Regions from separate parts of the Mus musculus genome. Here region 2 is linked to region 1. The links are chromatin loops, found by intact Hi-C in ENCODE. Cell type or tissue: gastrocnemius. All regions are shown on one strand. Each heading gives the region's core, and the rest is flanking DNA. Links, peaks and the distances in the headings are about the cores only.

Region 1 (8,635 bases), core at 2,485-7,484:
AGCTCTGGAAAAATTCTGATACTGAACAGAGGTTACACACATTCCTGCCATATGAGTAATGCAGGAAGCAAATACTAACTGCTCCAAAATATTCATCTGTTCCCACAACCAATCCACTCTTTGGTTAACCATAAGGATACCAGCTTTCAAATTTGTATTCCAGTGGAGCCGAAGCCCTGATTTCCTCTTTTCAGTCCCCTTGAAGGGAAGCTAGTATGGTGAGTAGGCAAAAGCAAAATTTGAGCAAGTCTAACTCCAGGGGAAATGGCAGACACCCCTCTGGGGGAGGAAACCATGATCTCATTTTCAAAACACAAAAGTACTTAAAGGAAAACCTTTTATTCAAACTTGGCTATATTCTGTTCTATGCCCCCATACCACACTGCCTTCTGTTCCCTGCCTGTTCACTAAATGTCTTTTCCATATCTTTTTAATGCTTACTGAAATACAGATTTTATAGACATAAATTTGTAACATATTTACATAGAGCATACATATGCATACCTAAGAACTTTAAGTGTTTTTATCTTACACAAAACAATGGTCCCGTTCATAGTGTTGTTTTTCTTCTAATACTATTGGCTAGTCCTCCCATCTACTATATAAGACCATCTTTTCTCTTTTTCTTTCATTTAAAGCCTTCTCCTTTAAAGGCTCAAGTTTCTACTACTGCGTCTTCAGGAGTTTTCCTGCAGGTTGCAATGTTTTATCTTTGAGGAAATTGCTCAAAAAGTACCTAACCTTAACTCTTGCTGCCTTTATCAGAATTACAACCTTCCACTCCAGGGGTTCATGATACCATTGCCCCTGTTGGTCCTGAAATATTGGGAAGGCCCCCCACAACGGCGGGCACATTTTTCCGGACTTTTGCATGAAGACTACGCTTTCCCCTTTTGTCTCCCTCATCTTTATAGGGGAGAGGAGAAGGCAACGGAGGGGCTGATGGTTTGGGCGGCCTACCGCGCCTCAAACTCCAGCGGGACATCTGACTACAGATGTCACTGTTGCTATCAGTCCCGTTGCTGCCACTATTAGACCCTTCAGAGCTAGATTCCTTCTTCTCTTTTTTATCTTTGGTTTGTTGTCTAAGCTGTTTAGGTTTTTGGTGGCTAGCCTGAGAAGCAATCTCCTTAGCCTCCTCAAGCACCGCCACTCCTTTCTCTATTTCAGCATTGTACTTTCCACTGGCATTCCTCAAGCATGCCCTGACCAAGTTCCAGATGGCTAACATTTTTACTTTAATTTTAGTCACAGTTGAACCCATATCGTTTAAATTCCCTCTGTCTCTATACCTGAGAACCTTAGTGCTCCATCCCCTTTTTTCTTGGGGAACCTTCCCTTCATCTCTATACCTGAGAACCTTAATGCTTCATCCCTTTTTTCCCAGGAACCTTACCTTCATCTCTATACCTGTCCGTACTATCTATGCAAGTCCCATTTTTTAAATGTAAAGCTGCCTGGTCTATAATTTAGATCACTTTGGACATTTGCCTCTGCTCTGCTCTGCTTCTCCTGTCTGGCCTTGATACACCCATCCTATCTATATGACTTGTCTACTAAAATCTGAATGCCCTCCATTTGGAAACTGCATTTTCCTTCACCCTTTACAAGATGGCATCACTCTGATCTCTCATTTTCCACAGTAGCCCTAATTGTTTAGATAAAAACACAGAATTTAGAGGTAGCCACAGACTCTTACAGTTCCACTTTCCTAAGTTTCCTTACCGCTGTTTACTAAACTTTCCTTACCGCTGTTTACTAAAGTTTCCTTACCTCTGTTTACTAAAGTTTCCTTACCACTGTTTACTAAAATTTCCTTACCGCTGTTTACTAAAGTTTCCATAGGCCTCTACTTCCTTTACTTACCGTTGCCGACCAACTCGATGAGTTCCCCGTACGGGCCACCACTTGTTGCTGGTCCTTCGAGCCAGAGAGACAAGAACAGCACGGACACCAAGGCGGGTTCACTCAGCAACTTCTTTACTTCGAACTTTTTCTCTTACAGCTCTCTTCCCCAACAGCTTCTTCTTCCTCCATCCTTCTTGCAGCTTCTCTTACAACAGCTTCTCTTACAAAACTAGCTTCTACTTAGGGCAAGGGCTATAACAACAACAAAACTCCTATACTCGTGCCAACTGACCTCATCTAGCTCCATGCCACCTCATCCAATCAGAATTCACACACACTCCAGGCATGAGCTCAGGATGGTCACCAATAGGCTGACAGGTCCGGATCACGAGAAACAGTGCAGCCTGGCAGACAGCGCACACATGCAGCCTCACTTTGCATGCTCGGGCAAGGGAGTAAATATCTTGGCCCATGCAGCCGCACCCGCTTCCCGCAGCCTTCAAATGATGAAATTTATAGTGCTAACATTAATGCTGTGTGTTGCTTACCATGCAGGATACCATCTTCTTCCTTTTTCTGTGGAGCCCCACTGGGTTCCTAAAAAGAAAGCTGGAGTGGATGGGAAGAATGGTGAGACAAATAATGAGCTAAGACAAAGTTCTCTGATAAGGTTCAATGTTTTAATTCTACAGTCTGAATATAAAGGGAGGAACCCATCCCCCACGTTGCCAGGATCTCATTGCTTTGCTAGGATCTCTTCTAGAGGACAAGCTCAGCTGCTCAGCAGGTAGTGGCTTCTTGCAGGAAACTGCAGATGTAGCAGGACAAGAGACTTTACCTAAGTTGGAAGACTCCACAGTAGGTGAGCTAGCAACTGTGGCAAACAAGGTCTGATCAGGCCTGCTCAGGGCTGGGGGAGGGCATTCTGGTCACACTGACGTGTCTGACTCCAAGGAAACATTCCAGAGATGAGATCTTACACTTCATCTTTACATTTACCAAGCCTGGACTCCCCCCAATGTGGAGAGCATTTTAGAGTAGAGCCTCCTTCATTGTGCTAATGTGTTAAAATCGTGTGTGTGTGTGCGTGTGTGTGTGCGTGTGTGTGTGTGTGTGTGTGTGTGTGTGTGTGTGTGTGTGTTTTCTCCCTCCCCTCCAACTGCACAGCTTCAGGAGACTGTGATACCTTGAGCTGGTAAACTCCTATTTGCCACTTAAGTGGTTACCAAATGGCCTGGAGCATGATTAATGTTCAATTCGAACTCTTGAACAAAATAATGAAGGAACAGGCTTGAGGTGGAGATTCTTAAACAATTCATCACTGCTTATTCTACTTCCTCTGTGCAGCTCACTTTCTGTTCTGTGTTCATCCTGGCTCAGCTGTGGGACCCATCAGATGATAGAGGAGTGTAAATGCTTGTGTATATATGCGCATGCGTGTGTATCATAACGGGGACACACACAGTACTGAACTATTCAGAAGACATGTCAAACAAAATATGCTCTCCAACACATTCTGCTGAGCTGTACATCAGCACCTGCATGGCTGTTAGTGTTCATCTTCTTTACTGGCCAATGCCCTAAGGGGTTCAGTAGTGCACAGACCTTTCTGCTGTGCTGGATGCTACAGATTATTTTTCAAAGGTACACAGTTAACTAGCAAAAGTTACAGCCATCCAGTGGTTTAAATTATATATGAAATCGTAATAAAAATTTTAAAAGGTAACCAATACTGCCATTTGTATTTAATTTTGTAACATGTGAAAGATAGTTTGGGGGTTGTTCTTGAATAATGTCAGATCTTTCCTTACCTGGACTCTGTATCTGTCTAGCATCCAATAAAACCCCTGCTTTGATATGTCTCTTATACTACAGTAGGACTTACATTTCTCCCAAAGCTTGGGATTGGATTCAGAGATTTCTAGGGGCATCTGGGTCAAGGACTTAATAGAAAAATCTTTATCAGCCAAGACTTCACTTTGAAGTTCTCCAGAAATACAGAGTAGTTCTTTCCCCACAACCATGTTCGGTGAGTATAATACAATTCAGGATTTTGCACAAATGTGTTCTGTGGCATCTTATTTCAGAGTCCCCAGATGAATGGGTAAAAAACGGTTGATTTGAAGCACTGCTGCAAAAGGGGGTCAGAATTTCAGAGAGAAGCTCAGGAGTCAGTGTTTTCCCTAAGCTCCCTAGGTAAATCCTCCATATGCTGAACTGTGAGACTCTCTTGTGTGTTGGTTACAAACACATGTTCTAGAGTTACCTGAAGTCCAAGTGTCTAACCTTCCCTGGGTCTTACCATCCCATCCACACTTTGAAAACCTACTTTATGTGTTGAAAGTGAAATGAAGTCAAGAAGGTGAAGTGTTGAGAGCATGCTTCTCTCTCAGGCACACTGCTCTCAGGGATCTTATTAAAATGCAAATTTGGAGTCAGTAGATATGAATCTGGGCCGTCAATGAACTTCTAGTAAGTCTGCTACATAGCCAATGCTACTGCCTTCTGTCTGCACTGTAAGTAATTACCAAGCACATTCTCAACGCTCGTTATCCCTCCCATGATTCAGCTAGGGAAAGATGGAGTGTGTGTACTGTTTTTGTTTTTGTTTTTTAATTTGTCTTTTAAAAAACATGCAGATACCTGGGTTCTTATCTTAGAAGATGCTGAAAGGTGTCCCCAGGATGGAAATCTAGAGGCTCGGCAGTAATCAGCATCCTGTGTGATATTGTTTTATAGCCAGTGGGGGATTGACCAGGCTCTCCCTACTAAAAATTCTTACTCACTATAGTGCCAGTTTACAGGGCTCCTGTCTGAGTCACCACATCAAAAAGGAAGAAGGAAAATTTTGTCTCCAGAACTCAGATTTCTCTGGACCCTCTAGCAATTGCATGGCCAGCTTCCACTGATCCCCACTTTCATTGCTTTGAAAATGATATTAATACATTTAACTTTTATAAGTCTGTTTCTTCATCTGTTAAATAATTTCTCTTTTGTTAATTTACATGAAATTATTAATTTAAAACTCTGCACCAGACAGGTATTGTAAGGATCAAAGAAGACAGAGTGGATGAAATGCACAGTGCGGTGCTTGCCACACAGCAGGCACTCAATGCTAGGCTATATCATGTACACATGTGCCTGTGTGCCCCCCTGGGGCAGAATGGGCGTTTAGACACATTTAGATAATGTGGCAGCTAGACAATGATGGCAATGCCATAGTAGACTTGATACCATTGACATTAAGTTGTTCTTTGTAAGCAGGGGAGTTTTGGGAAATGTGGGGGAAATTCTGGGGCTAGGATGTAGCTCAGGGGCAAAGCAAATGCCTCCTGTGTGAAGCCCTGGGTTGAATTCCCTAGAACCACAAGTCAGTTGAAATAAAAATTAGTGAGCAAACATTCCAAAGTTTGTCTAGTCTACCCTCTAGTGGTGAATATTTTAATCCTCAGGGCTAATGTGTGTTAAGCTCTGATGCCACTTCCTACAGTTTATCTTCTCTGCCACACAGGCAAGACAGTGAGGCTAGAGCCTCTCATTTTCCAGTCATAAAGCTTCATGATCCCTTTTCAGGGTCATGGTGGTTTGAATAGAAATGGCCCCCCTAAGCCCATACTGAGTGATACTATTAGGAGGTGTGACCTTGTCGAGTGGGTGTGGCCTTGTTGGAGGAAGTGTGTCACTGGGGGCAGACTTTGAGGTCTCAAGTGGTCAAGCTATGCCCAGTGTGGCATTCCCTTCCTGCTGCCTGGAGATCCAGATGTAGAACTCTTAGCTCCTTCTTCAACATCATGTCTGCCTGCATGCCACCATGCTTCCCACCAAGGTGATAGTGGACTAAACCTTCAAAACTCTAAGCCAGCCTCAGCTAAATATTTTCCTTTATAAGAATTGCCATGATCACAGCAGTAGAAATCCTCAGACAAGGACCTAGGCCTGTGAATCCTTGAAGTTGAACTTCACCAACCTCACTAAGACTGTTTACATTACTTCCCTATGGGAATGTCAGAAATGTCCATGGCAAGTCAGACGTCCAAGAGCCCCGGGCTCTTCATAGGCTTAAGAGCAGAAGATGCCAAATGCCAACAGTGTCTCTTCTCCCTCAAAAGTCACAATGCCTGTCTAGGATCAATACCTCAAACCAGGTAGGCACAACCAAACTGGAATACAGGTCTCAAAGGAAATCTGTTCTTTTTGACAACACGTCCCAGGTTCCCCATTCATGCTCCCTTGCCTCTCCCATTTTCTCCTAGGTTCTACTTTGGAAATGTTCCCATGTCCTGCGATGGGGATCTACTCAGTCTTCATACATCTCCTTGCCTTCACTAAAGAGCTAAAGACATCATAACACACCATAGTGTCACTGAACCACTAGGCCCAGATAAGAAGACAAGTGTTTCTTTTCAGCACATTACCCCTTTAAACCACCACCAGCAGACACTATGCATGATTCCAGTGTCTGCATAAAATAAACAAAGTCATCACATTGTGCTACTGTTTCTCCAGTGATTGGCCTGAGAGCTGAATTATCACCATCAAGCTCATTCTAGAGATGAGAAAAATGAGGAAGTCCAGAAGGTTTTCTGGGTATAAGTCTTGTTGGTAGCAACAGTGGCATTCAATCTTTATCTTCTAGGCTTCAAAACCTAAGGTTCACGGTGCCAGCAAGCATTCAGGTTCAAGATTCACCTTCTGAGCTAGAAGGAAAGGTAGTTCTATGATGGCAGCACAGGACAATAATGCTGGTCAGATCATTCCTAAGATGCAAATATCATCAAGTGTCCTTCGTTTAGGAATATGTCAAGTCAAAGATGATTCTCCAGTGATGCTCTTGTCTTAAGGAGGGTTTCCATTGCTGTGAAGAGACACCATCACCAAGGCACCTCTTTTTTCGTTTGTTCGTTTTGTTTTTTCGAGACAGGGTTTCTCTGTGTAGCCCTGGCTGTCCTGGAACTCACTTTGTAGACCAGGCTGGCCTTGAACTCAGAAATTCGCCTGCCTCTGCCTCCTAAATGCTGGGATTAAAGGTGTGCACCACCACGCCCAGCTCACCAAAGCACCTCTTAAAAAGGACAACATTTAATTGGGGCTGGCTTACAGGTTCTGAGGTTCAGTCTAGTATCATCATGCAGGAAGCACAGCAGCGTCCAGGCAGGCATAGCACTGGAGGAACTGAGAGTTCTACATCTTCATCCAGAGGAAACCAGGAGCAGACTGTTTCCAGGCAGCTAGGAGAAGGGTCTCAAAGCCCACCCCCATAGTGACACACTTCCTCCAACAAGGCCACGCCTACTCTACAAGGCCACACCTCCTAATAGTGCCACTCCCTGGGCCAAGCATGTTCAAACCACCACACTCTTAGAACCAAAGCTTTATCACATCAGAGTGGGACAGTGTGTGGTGGATAACATTGAGAGGCTGGAAGGACTCTAGGAGTTAGATCTGGAAAGAAGAGACAGGTACTAAGGAATCTGCCATAATCCAATTAAAGAATTACCACTGTGGCTGGAAACACAATGACATATTTTCATCTATTAATCCTAATGTATGTAATAACACAGAGGCTTATCACTTACTGTGGGGTTTTGCATGTGTCAGGACTTCTCAAACATTAAAGTGCTGTAAATGATTGGTAGATCTATTTGAAATAAAGATTCTGAGAGCTTGAAGTGTACTTGTCTAGCATTCATGAGGCCCTCAGTTTAATACCTACCACTTCAAAAAAAAAAAATCAAACAAACATGTAAAATTCAGATTTGGTCCAGCAAATCAAAGCAGGATGTGAGAGCCTGACTTTTCAACCATCTCCTGGTGTCTCTACTACTGCTGGCCTGGGCAACACTTTAATCAGCAACTGTTTAAATGTGTATAAGGTATTGCTATGCTCATGGGCAAGGAAAATAATTTTGCTGCTGGTGTATTTTGTTGTTCTTATTTTTTTACTGGATATTTTCTTTATTTACATTTCAAATGTTATCCCCTTTCCCAGTTTTCCTCCCTCCCGAAAACACCCTATCACATCCTCCCTCTCCCTGCTTCTATGAGGGTGTTCTTCCACCCACCCACCCACTTCCACCTCCCCACCCTAGATTCCCCTACACTGGGGCATCTATCGAGCCTTCATAGGACCAAGGACCTCTCCTCCCACTGATGCCTGACAAGGCCATCCTCTGCTATATATGCAGCTGGAGCCATGTGTACTCCTTTGTTGATGGCTTAGTCTCTGGGAATTCTGGGCAGTCTATTTGATTGATATTGCTGTTCTTCCTATGGGGTTGCAAACCTCTTCAACTCCTTCAGTCCCTTCTCAAAATCCTATTAGAGATCCCGTGCTCAGTTCAATGGTTGGCTGCTAACATCTGCCTCTGGCAGGGCCTCTCAGGAGACAGTCATATCAGGCCCCTTTTAGCATGCATTTCTTGGTATCCACAATAGTGTCTGGGTTTGGTAACTGTGTATGGGATGAATCCCCAGGGGGGACAAACTCTGGGTGACCTTTAGTCTCTGCTCTACACTTGACCTCCATATTTGCTTCTGTGAGTATTTTGTTCTCCTTTTAAGAAGGACCCACACTTTGGTCTTCCTTCTTATTGAGCTTCCTGTGGTCTATGAATTGTATCCTGGTAATTTGGAGCAGGGTCTCTCACTATATAGAGCAGGGTGGCTTGGCACAGCCCAAATGGCTTCAAAATACAATTTTCCTGCCTCTGCCTCCCAAGTACTATGATTTCACATTGTGTTTTCTAGCCTCACTTTGGAGATAATTTTAGATGAAGAATGCTACACA
Region 2 (8,635 bases), core at 1,423-6,422, 73 kb before region 1:
ATTCACACGAGGGGTCAGTCCCATTGAACAGCCCCACCATGCTTGTTCCGGGAGAAAAATCCATTCGGAATGAACTGTGGGAACAGTCTGATCATAGAGGTGTTGGTGTGACAGGGGAAACTTCTCTTGCCCTGATATGGTCTGCAGAGTTAAAACTGGACCTTCCTGTGACAATCTACATGTTGTATCCATTTTAGACACATTATATCTAGCTATTAACCTAATGTCTTTATAAAAGGGGGTGGGGGAGTCTAACGTTATAACATAACCAGCAAGAGGTGGTATGTTCTGGCTTGAAGACATTTAGAATTTGAAAGGTCTTTAAGATCATTGAACAAAGGGGATCTGATGGTTCTGAGCGTTTCAGGAAAAGTTCTGGAACTGAGGGTCCCTGGGATTAGGTGACTGGGGGTAAAGTAGTCATTAGTCTAGAGGATGGTGTTAACATAGGTTTAAGGTTTATCAAAACCTGATTTGGGCCTATAGCTATTGGTGGTGGATTATCAGCTCGTCTCACAAATCAAAAGTTAAATCTGGAAACCAGTATGTTTCAAGTGGCCCCTTGGTACAGGCCAGTTGGGCACGATAGCCAGTCTTAGGATTCTCAATCACCCAGATTAAGTCAAAAGGCTGATATGGGTCATGGGCTGTAATATATATAATTAACAAAAATGGAAGGTTCAAGACTGAGTTAATTTTAACTTGAGAGGGTTGGTGCCCTTTTGAACTTTCTATTTCGGCAATACTGGAGTCTGGCAATCTTCCTCAGGGGAGAGTGGATCAGTTGGTCAGGTATGAGTGTAGTGTATCCAGGCAGTGATCTCGTCCACTTTAAGGGCAATCGGCATAGTCAGCAGGGTGGTGAAAGGTCCTTTCCACCTGGACTCCAACACATCCTGGTGAAATCTCTTCATAGAGACCCAGTCTCTTGGTCAAAACTTATGTGGTTCTAAAACGAGGCCTGTTTCACAGAGGGCACATAGTTTAGGTCAAACATAGTTATGAGCCCACTGGGTTGTTCTGATTATAGTTATTAAGTCATTATCATTTTCTAATTCCGAAACAGCTGCTGGCTACAGGTTGGGTGCAATGGGGACAGGGACACCATATATAATCTCAAAAGGGGTTAATCCCTTCCAGTAAGGAGAATTCCTCACCCAATATAGGGCAAAGGGAAGGAGCATCACCCCGTCTCTGCCAGTCTCTAAGGTCAATTTAATTAAGGTCTCTTTTAATGTTTTGTTTATCTTTTTTGCCTGTCTTGAACTTTGGGGTCAATATGTACAATGTAATTTCCAATCTGTCCCAATAAATCTTGTTACATCCGGGCTGACCTTGGACACACGTGTTGGTCCCTTGTTTGATTCTATCACTTGAGGAGATCTGTATCTGGGCAAGATATCCTCTAGTAACTTTTTAACTTTTGTATTTGGGTCTTCATCGGGAATGCCTCTGTCAATGCAGAGAAGGTATCCATGAGCCCCAGCAAGTACTCGTAACCAGACTTCCCTGGTTTGATTTTTGTAAAATCAACTTCCTAGTAGGCCCCTGGTCTCTAACCTCATAGTGGAGAGCCTGGATGTCTGGGAGTGTTACGGGTCTGCAGCTTGACACTATAGCCTCAATAGTATTCTGCATGTCCTTGACAGTCACCTTAGAATGTCTCACTGTGTTGGCCATCCATCTCACTCCCATGCGAGTGACTTTGTGGATTTATGAGGATGGTTTTTGCCAAGGAGGTGGATAATATTAGTTTACCTTCAGCCAATTGCCACCATCCTTCCGAACATTGACTCATGGGCTAATTCTTAGCCCATTTGATCTCTTCCTCTGTATAGACAGAGCATTCTGGTAAGCTGGGATTGGAGGGCTCGGGCAGAAGAGTAGCCAACATAGAGGCAACTGTTTTTTGGTTTGGGGGAGGGGTTTGTTTGTTTGTTTTTTTCTAGGGCTACCTCCTGAGCAGTTTTATCAGCTAAGTTGTTTTCTCTAGCTATTGGTGTTCCTTTTTAATGGCATGGACAATGTATGATAGTCAACCTTTTTGGCAACCAGAGAACTTGAAGTAGCTGTAGGGTTTTATCTTTATTTTTGATTGTTTTCCCTTTTGTAGTTAGGAGCCCTCTCTCCTGGTAAACAGCTCCATGTACATGAGCAGTTGCGAATGCATATCGGCTGTCCGTGTAAATGTTAACAGCCAGTCCTTTTTCCATGATGAGGGCCTGGGTTAGTGTTATCAATTCAGCCCTTTGAGCTGAAGTACCTGGGGGAAGAGACTGAGCCCAGATTACCTCAGTTTCCACGGTTACTGCTGTTCCTGCCTCTCTCTGACCCTCGAAGATGAAGCTGCTTCCATCTGTAAACCAAGTTCGCTCTGCCCCTGGCAGAGGGGAGTCCTTTAAGTCCTTGGGTACTATGTATGTACCAAGACTTTGCTGCCTTGGTGGAGTGGATGGTCCAAATCAGGGTCAGGGAAAAGAGTTGCAGGATTTAAGGAGACAGGCAGGTAATTTGGCAAGGGTTAATCAGTAAGGTCTGATAATGAGTCATATGGGCATTATTGATGCCCACCAATCAGGCAGCTATTTAAGTATTCTTTTAATTATATGGGGATAGTTACAACTAAATTTTGTCTTACCCAAACCACCTCCTGGAGGCAGGATGCTCTGTGGCCGAATGTATGACTGGTCAAAAATGACACCCACTCCATCTACCCCCTAAAAAAGAATCTGCCCTCTCCAAGTGCCAAAACTGCAGCTTGTCCTGCAGCTTCTCCCTCTGCCAGCATTGTGACAGTGAACTGGTCTGTCCTTCCACCTCCAGCCCCGTGCTTTTCCAAACAAGGCCTCTGCACAAGACAGCTTGGTACCTATGTGGGAGAAGTGTGTGGGCCAGACCCAGGGCCTTGACCAGCTGGCACCTGTCCACTCAAAGCCCAAGCCACCACAGCCACCTCCCACTGTGGCTTCTGTAACCATGCAGGTGCCACCAACTCCAGCACCCAGTGTTCAAAAGTTTCCTGTGGCTCCTGCTTCTACAACCCATGCTGCAGAAAGAATGAGCTACACAAATTCATGCCCAACAATCAACTGAATTACAAATCTACCCAGTTCTCCCATCTTGTGTACAGATAGGCCCCACCCCTGTCTTCTGCTACAAGGGCTACACACCACTGACCTGGCTTGGTATGGTCAAGAGGTAGAAGTGGAGACTTGAGCTTGACCATGAAAGTGCCAGGGTTACTGCTGTGTCACATGGCTCACTAAACACGTGGTCTGAAGGATAGGAAGGCACTTCCATTCAGTCACTTCGCTGACCTCTCCACTTCTTGCTCTGCTGGCTGTGTTCTGGTTCCTTTGAAATAGGATCTCTGTCTCTGGGACTCTTGCCACACCTGCCTCACCCACTGCAAAGCCAGCTTGGACTGGGAAGGAGCCTTCGGGGTCACTTTCCAATCCCCATCAGAAGTGATGATCTAGAGGCCTGCTGGCTTGTGAAATGAGCCCTCCTGCCACTGGATCTCTCTGGTGACTCACCTCTTTTCCTGCTCCCTTGCTACAAGGATCCCTAGGCAGATGTCCCCACCCCTTGCTTGCCCCCTGGCTGGTATTAATGGGGAGCCAAGTCCAGTGTTAGTTGAATGGCATCTTGCCAGTTCCACTCAATCAGCCCACAATGTTGGCAAGCTCTGCTTGGCAGTTGGAAAGTGGACTTCATAGGAGGACTGACCATCCCTTCCTGTTTGCGTATTGTACATACAGAATTTGAAGCTTATTTTTAAGTGAATGTTCAACTTGCTATGTGTTTCAACATGGTGAAAGAAATTAATGATATGATATTTATAAAGGTGCCCTGGATTCTTTAGTCTTCCAAGGGGGGATGCATGCCCTTTCCCAGTGTTTCTTCTACTGCTAGGGTGGAGCAGGGAGCCTCGGGGTAAGGGACTGATAAAGCCCATGTCCCTTCCCATATTGGTAGAGAGCTACTTCCATATAGTAAATATTATACACATACCTCCAGTGTGCACACAGGGGTTAGCATGGTGCCAGGTCCTGCAATGACCTCAGTGACAAGGTGGGGATCTCAGCCCTCACATCTATAGCTCTGGTCATGGTGACTGCTTAGCATGAATCTTGCACCATAAACCTCGAATCTCAGAAGGAAGTTTAGGTGGTGGGGTCCCTCCACCCCCATCTAGCCTTCCTCATTGGTTCCCGGGGCTGTCAGCACAGCTTTCAGTCTTTTTGCACTAGGGTGGGCAGAGGAGGTATGTGCTCATTAGATGCCTCTCCAGTATTCAGCCGAGTGTCCACACATCCTGGTATAAATCCCACCTCTGGATTTCCTTTTTGGGGAGAGAGGCAGGGCAGGAATTTGAAGGAGTCACTTCCTTTTGAAGTGTGAAACACTTTAGCCATAGGCAGTTGTGATGTCCAGTGTTTGGGATCTATGTGCAAGTAGAGTTTTCCCAAAGCAGACATTCAGCTCTGGAGCAGACTTGACTCTGGACAAATCCTGAGCCACTGTGAATTTGCTGGTGGTCTTCCGACTTACTGGAGTGATTTTAAGTTTTCCCAAATCTTACATGACTCTTTTTTACCTCTAGCTGATAGACCACATGTAGATGTAGCCACCAGCAACCACAGGTTACTAGGTTCCTGAAAGGAAAGTTGGGGTTGGATGGGAAAGGCAGCGAGAGAAATAACAAGCCAAGACAAAGTTCTCTGATCAAGGCCCAATGTTTACTTATGAGTCTGAGCTTATGGGGGTGGGGGGCATCCCCCACTATACCAGGATCTTATGGTCACTTTGGCAGGATCTGTCAGAAAAACTAGCTCAGCTGCTGAGCAGGTAATTTCTTGCACGAAACTGCAGATGTGGCAGAAAAGAGACTTTACCTAGGTTGGAAGACTCCACCCTAGGTGAGCTAGCAACTGTGGAAACAAGGTCTGAGCCAGCCTGCTCAATGCTGGGAGGAGGGCCCAGTTCCTCACTTTTTATTTATTAAAAGTTAGCTGGACTGGGCCATAAAATTTACTTATGTTCCATGGTCCTGCCTGGGAATTATGGTGACTAGAGGCCACGCATATCTTAGGACTGAATGTATTGGACTCTTTGTGACCCGTCTCAGAGAACACGTGCAGCTTATTTGTATTTCTTTGCATAAACACGGCATTTTAGCGTTTATTATGAACAAACACAGCCTCTTGGCACATTCTTCTGTCTTAGGATGAAAAAAGCCATAGCCAGTGGCCTGTCTTCAGTTGCTAGCCCTCAAAGCACACTTTTTCCCCATTCAGACCAAAGCCACGATATACACTTAATGAATCTCTTCATAGCAATGAATAACTGCCATCTGAGCTTTGATGAAGGCCAGCCTGTAACCGACCTGCTTGAAATACAAACTCAAAAGCTAAAAGCAACAGGATTAAAATTGTCTGTGGGTATGTCACAGGAATTCGATTCAGTTGCAAATTGGCAAGATCAGACAAAGTTTGGCCACCAGGTGTTGGGGAGGTGGCTCTGAGAATCAACAGAAAAACTGTTACTTCTCAGGTAAATAGTGCTAAGAGCCAGGTAAGCTGGCTGATAAAGATTTTTAGCTATCTTCATAATTGGAATCTCCAATATTGGATTTATTTCTAGGCTAGTCCATAATTGAGTCAGAATAACTGGTCACATTAAAGGAAAGAGAAGAGTCATTATAAATCCTTCTCTTGATTAATTTTTCTAAATCAGTTTTCACAGTCTCTTATGTTCTCTGTCCCATGAGGTTAAAAAGCTTGAAACAAGGCAGCTTGTCTAATCTGGAAGATAGGCAAGCAAAGATGGGTCAGGAACATACACCCAACACAGCTTTCTTGTCACACTGTCAAAGTACTCAGCAAGCTCACAGGTCAGCACCATCCTTTTGTGTCAGCTTGTCACACCAGTCACTCTGGCAGCTAGCAAGCTCCTGCAGCATTCTGTGGAAAAAGCACAAACACACCGTCTTCCCCACATTAAATACCTGACTAGGATCGTGCCATATGCCAATAAGTGGATACTTTTATCTCTCCAATGCATGAGTATGCCTAGTTATAGGATGCTATAGACACCCAGCAAAGAGTTCTTCACATCCAAACTTTAAAATTTTAAAAATAAAAAGAGTGATTTAAAAAATGTGCACAGGAATATAATTCCCCCTTTTTTGTTTTTTAAGAAGATATAGTTTTAAAGTTCCACAATACCTTGTCCTTGAGAATTATTTAAAAAAAAAAAACAAAACAGTAACATGGGTAACATTAAATTGTTGACATAACATCTCAAATGCTTGACTGAAGTAGCCAGTTCCAATATCTGTTTTAATATGATTTGGAACACCAAGTATAAAAGAAAATTAACATAGGCAATGACTAATTATACTTTTAGTTGCTTCTCTTGTCAGAGGTTGCAACTAGAAAGCCTGAAAAGGTATCAATAGTCACATGTGCATAGTTTATTTTTCTAAAATCAGAAATATGAGTATCCATTTGCAATAATTGATTAAGTATATGTCCTCGAGAATTAATACCATTATGTGGAGCAGGTAGAAACTGAGGACACTGAAAACAAGTTTTTACAATTTGACATGCACTTTCTCTAAAAATAACAAATTATTATTCAAGCCATTACTATTTTGATGATGTAAAGAATGAGATTATGCTGGGCGTGGTGGCGCACGCCTTTAATCCCAGCACTCAGGAGGCAGAGGCAGGCGGATTTCTGAGTTCAAGACCAGCCTGGTCTACAATGTGAGTTCCAGGACAGCCAGAGCTATACAGAGAAACCCTGTCTCGAAAAACCAAAAAAAAAAAAAAAAAAGAATGAGATTATATGGCCAATTGTTCTTGTGTAAAGCCTATAATCTGCCTGGGATACAAATTTGGGGTGGCATTGCCTTAAAGGGTCTTGTCCAGGCAGTCCAGGATGGGTTCTTAAATGTCCAAGGACAGTGCTTCAAAGGAACAGTATTTTCTCTTAACTTGAGTTATATATTCATAAACAATTGCAAAATTTGAGAATTAGCAATATCTAAAAAAGGAACAATTTCAAACAATTGTAAGCCGATATGTGTGTGTGTGTGTGTGTGTGTGTGTGTGTGTGTGTGTACATACATATATATTGGCTATCAGTATACAAATTAAAGCTTGATTTTTCAACATTTCAAAACACTGGCTATAGCATGCAATTCAGTTATCTGTGCTGAAGCAAGAGGGAGCTCAAAAGTACAAGCATGTGACCCAATCACATATACTTCTCTTCCATAGAAGGACTGTTTTTGAACACAGTAGATGTATTCTTTATGGGATGCATGCATTAATTTATAGGAAATGCAAAAGCATGCATAGAAGCATTTTTTAACAACTTGTCTTTTAGATAATGATTATCAATTTTGCCTAAAATATTTACTATGCAATAGACCAAATATCAATATTCTGGAATAACTGATTTAATTGCTGTTTGAAACAAGGAATAGACATCTCATCAGGTTTTTAAGACATTCTTTCCAAAAATACCTTCATGATTCTATCCTACAAATTTTTATTAACACCACAATAGCTTCATAATAGGATGTTAAGACTTTACTTGGAGATGAAGAAAGATGAATCCACATTAATGCTCTCTTTTGCCAAAGAATTGCTGTGGGCACATTGAGTAATAATAACTAACATTTGATTACAAGTGCTAACAATTGATTACAGAAGCTTCCTCTACTTTCTGCAAAGCTATTTGTCTCTCACCAGTTAATTTGCATCTCCCTTGCTAACATCCAACAAAGCCTTAAGTCATCCTGCGGTGAGCTTAAAGTGAGGTCTTAGCCAATGTACATCTCCTGGAAGCTTTTGAAAATAATTTGAAGTAAGCAAATCCTCATTTCTTTCTCAAATTTTCTGTGCCAAAATTTTTCTAGGATATAATTGAGGCCCTAAATATTGAAAAAGATATTACCTATGGGGCTGGAGAGATGGCTCAGAGGTTAAGAGTACTGACTGCTCTTCATGAGGTTCTGAGTTCAATTCCCAGCAACCACATGGTGGTTCACAACCATCTGTAACGGGGTCTGATGCCCTATTCTGGTGTGTCTGAAGGGAGCAATGGTGGTGTACTCATATGCCTAACATAAATAAATAAATCTTTAAAAAAAAAAAAAACGATATTACCTATGAATCTTTTCTGGAGCAACAACTATTCCCCAAAATTTTAAATCTTGTTGTGTAAGAGCAAAGGTTTGTAGTAAATTTCCCTTCATAGGCATTAGCTAATAAAATACTTTCCATATAAGAAACAATATACACTGAAAGACTCAAAGTTCTAGCTTCTTGTATTGAAGTTGAGACTAATTTTTTTTTTTTTTTACATAATGTAAGGCTATTAGCCATTCCTAGAGGCAAAACTTTCCAATGATCGCCCGCGAAAAACATGCACACGGGACACAAGATCCTTCCATAGCTAATCTTTTATTACATGTTGATGAGAAAAGACAAAGAGGGCTCAGAAACGTGTTGGCTTAAATACCCGCTGGTGTGACGTGTCTAAATACGACTGGTAGCTTCACCCACGATCTCATACACCCCAGGGATTGGCTAGTGCCCCAGGGGATGGGCTAGTGCCC

Evidence for each region. Peaks named below come from ENCODE experiments on the same cell type or tissue, not always from the same donor. Only the 100,000 strongest peaks of a DNase experiment are listed, where the experiment ranks them.
Region 2: a loop joins it to region 1, with 17 times the contacts of the local background. A loop is called at or near these places in 2 of 42 quality-filtered maps.

Annotation. Positions count from the first base shown.
Region 1 is chr9:15,362,806-15,371,440 of GRCm38, reverse strand. It overlaps Gm34973 (a long non-coding RNA gene), which reads right to left and starts at 2,020. Exons shown (of 5, transcript XR_379168.2): 1 at 1,867-2,020. In gastrocnemius, for the core only: a CTCF peak has its summit at 5,271 (motif pointing left); no DNase peak of the experiment used is centred there.
Region 2 is chr9:15,434,491-15,443,125 of GRCm38, reverse strand. All of the region lies in intron 1 of Gm39294 (a long non-coding RNA gene), which reads right to left. It also overlaps the pseudogene Gm48634. Among named protein-coding and RNA genes, the nearest start is that of Gm39294, 6.6 kb to the right of the region's middle. In gastrocnemius, for the core only: no CTCF peak of the experiment used is centred there; a DNase peak (open chromatin) is centred at 3,635.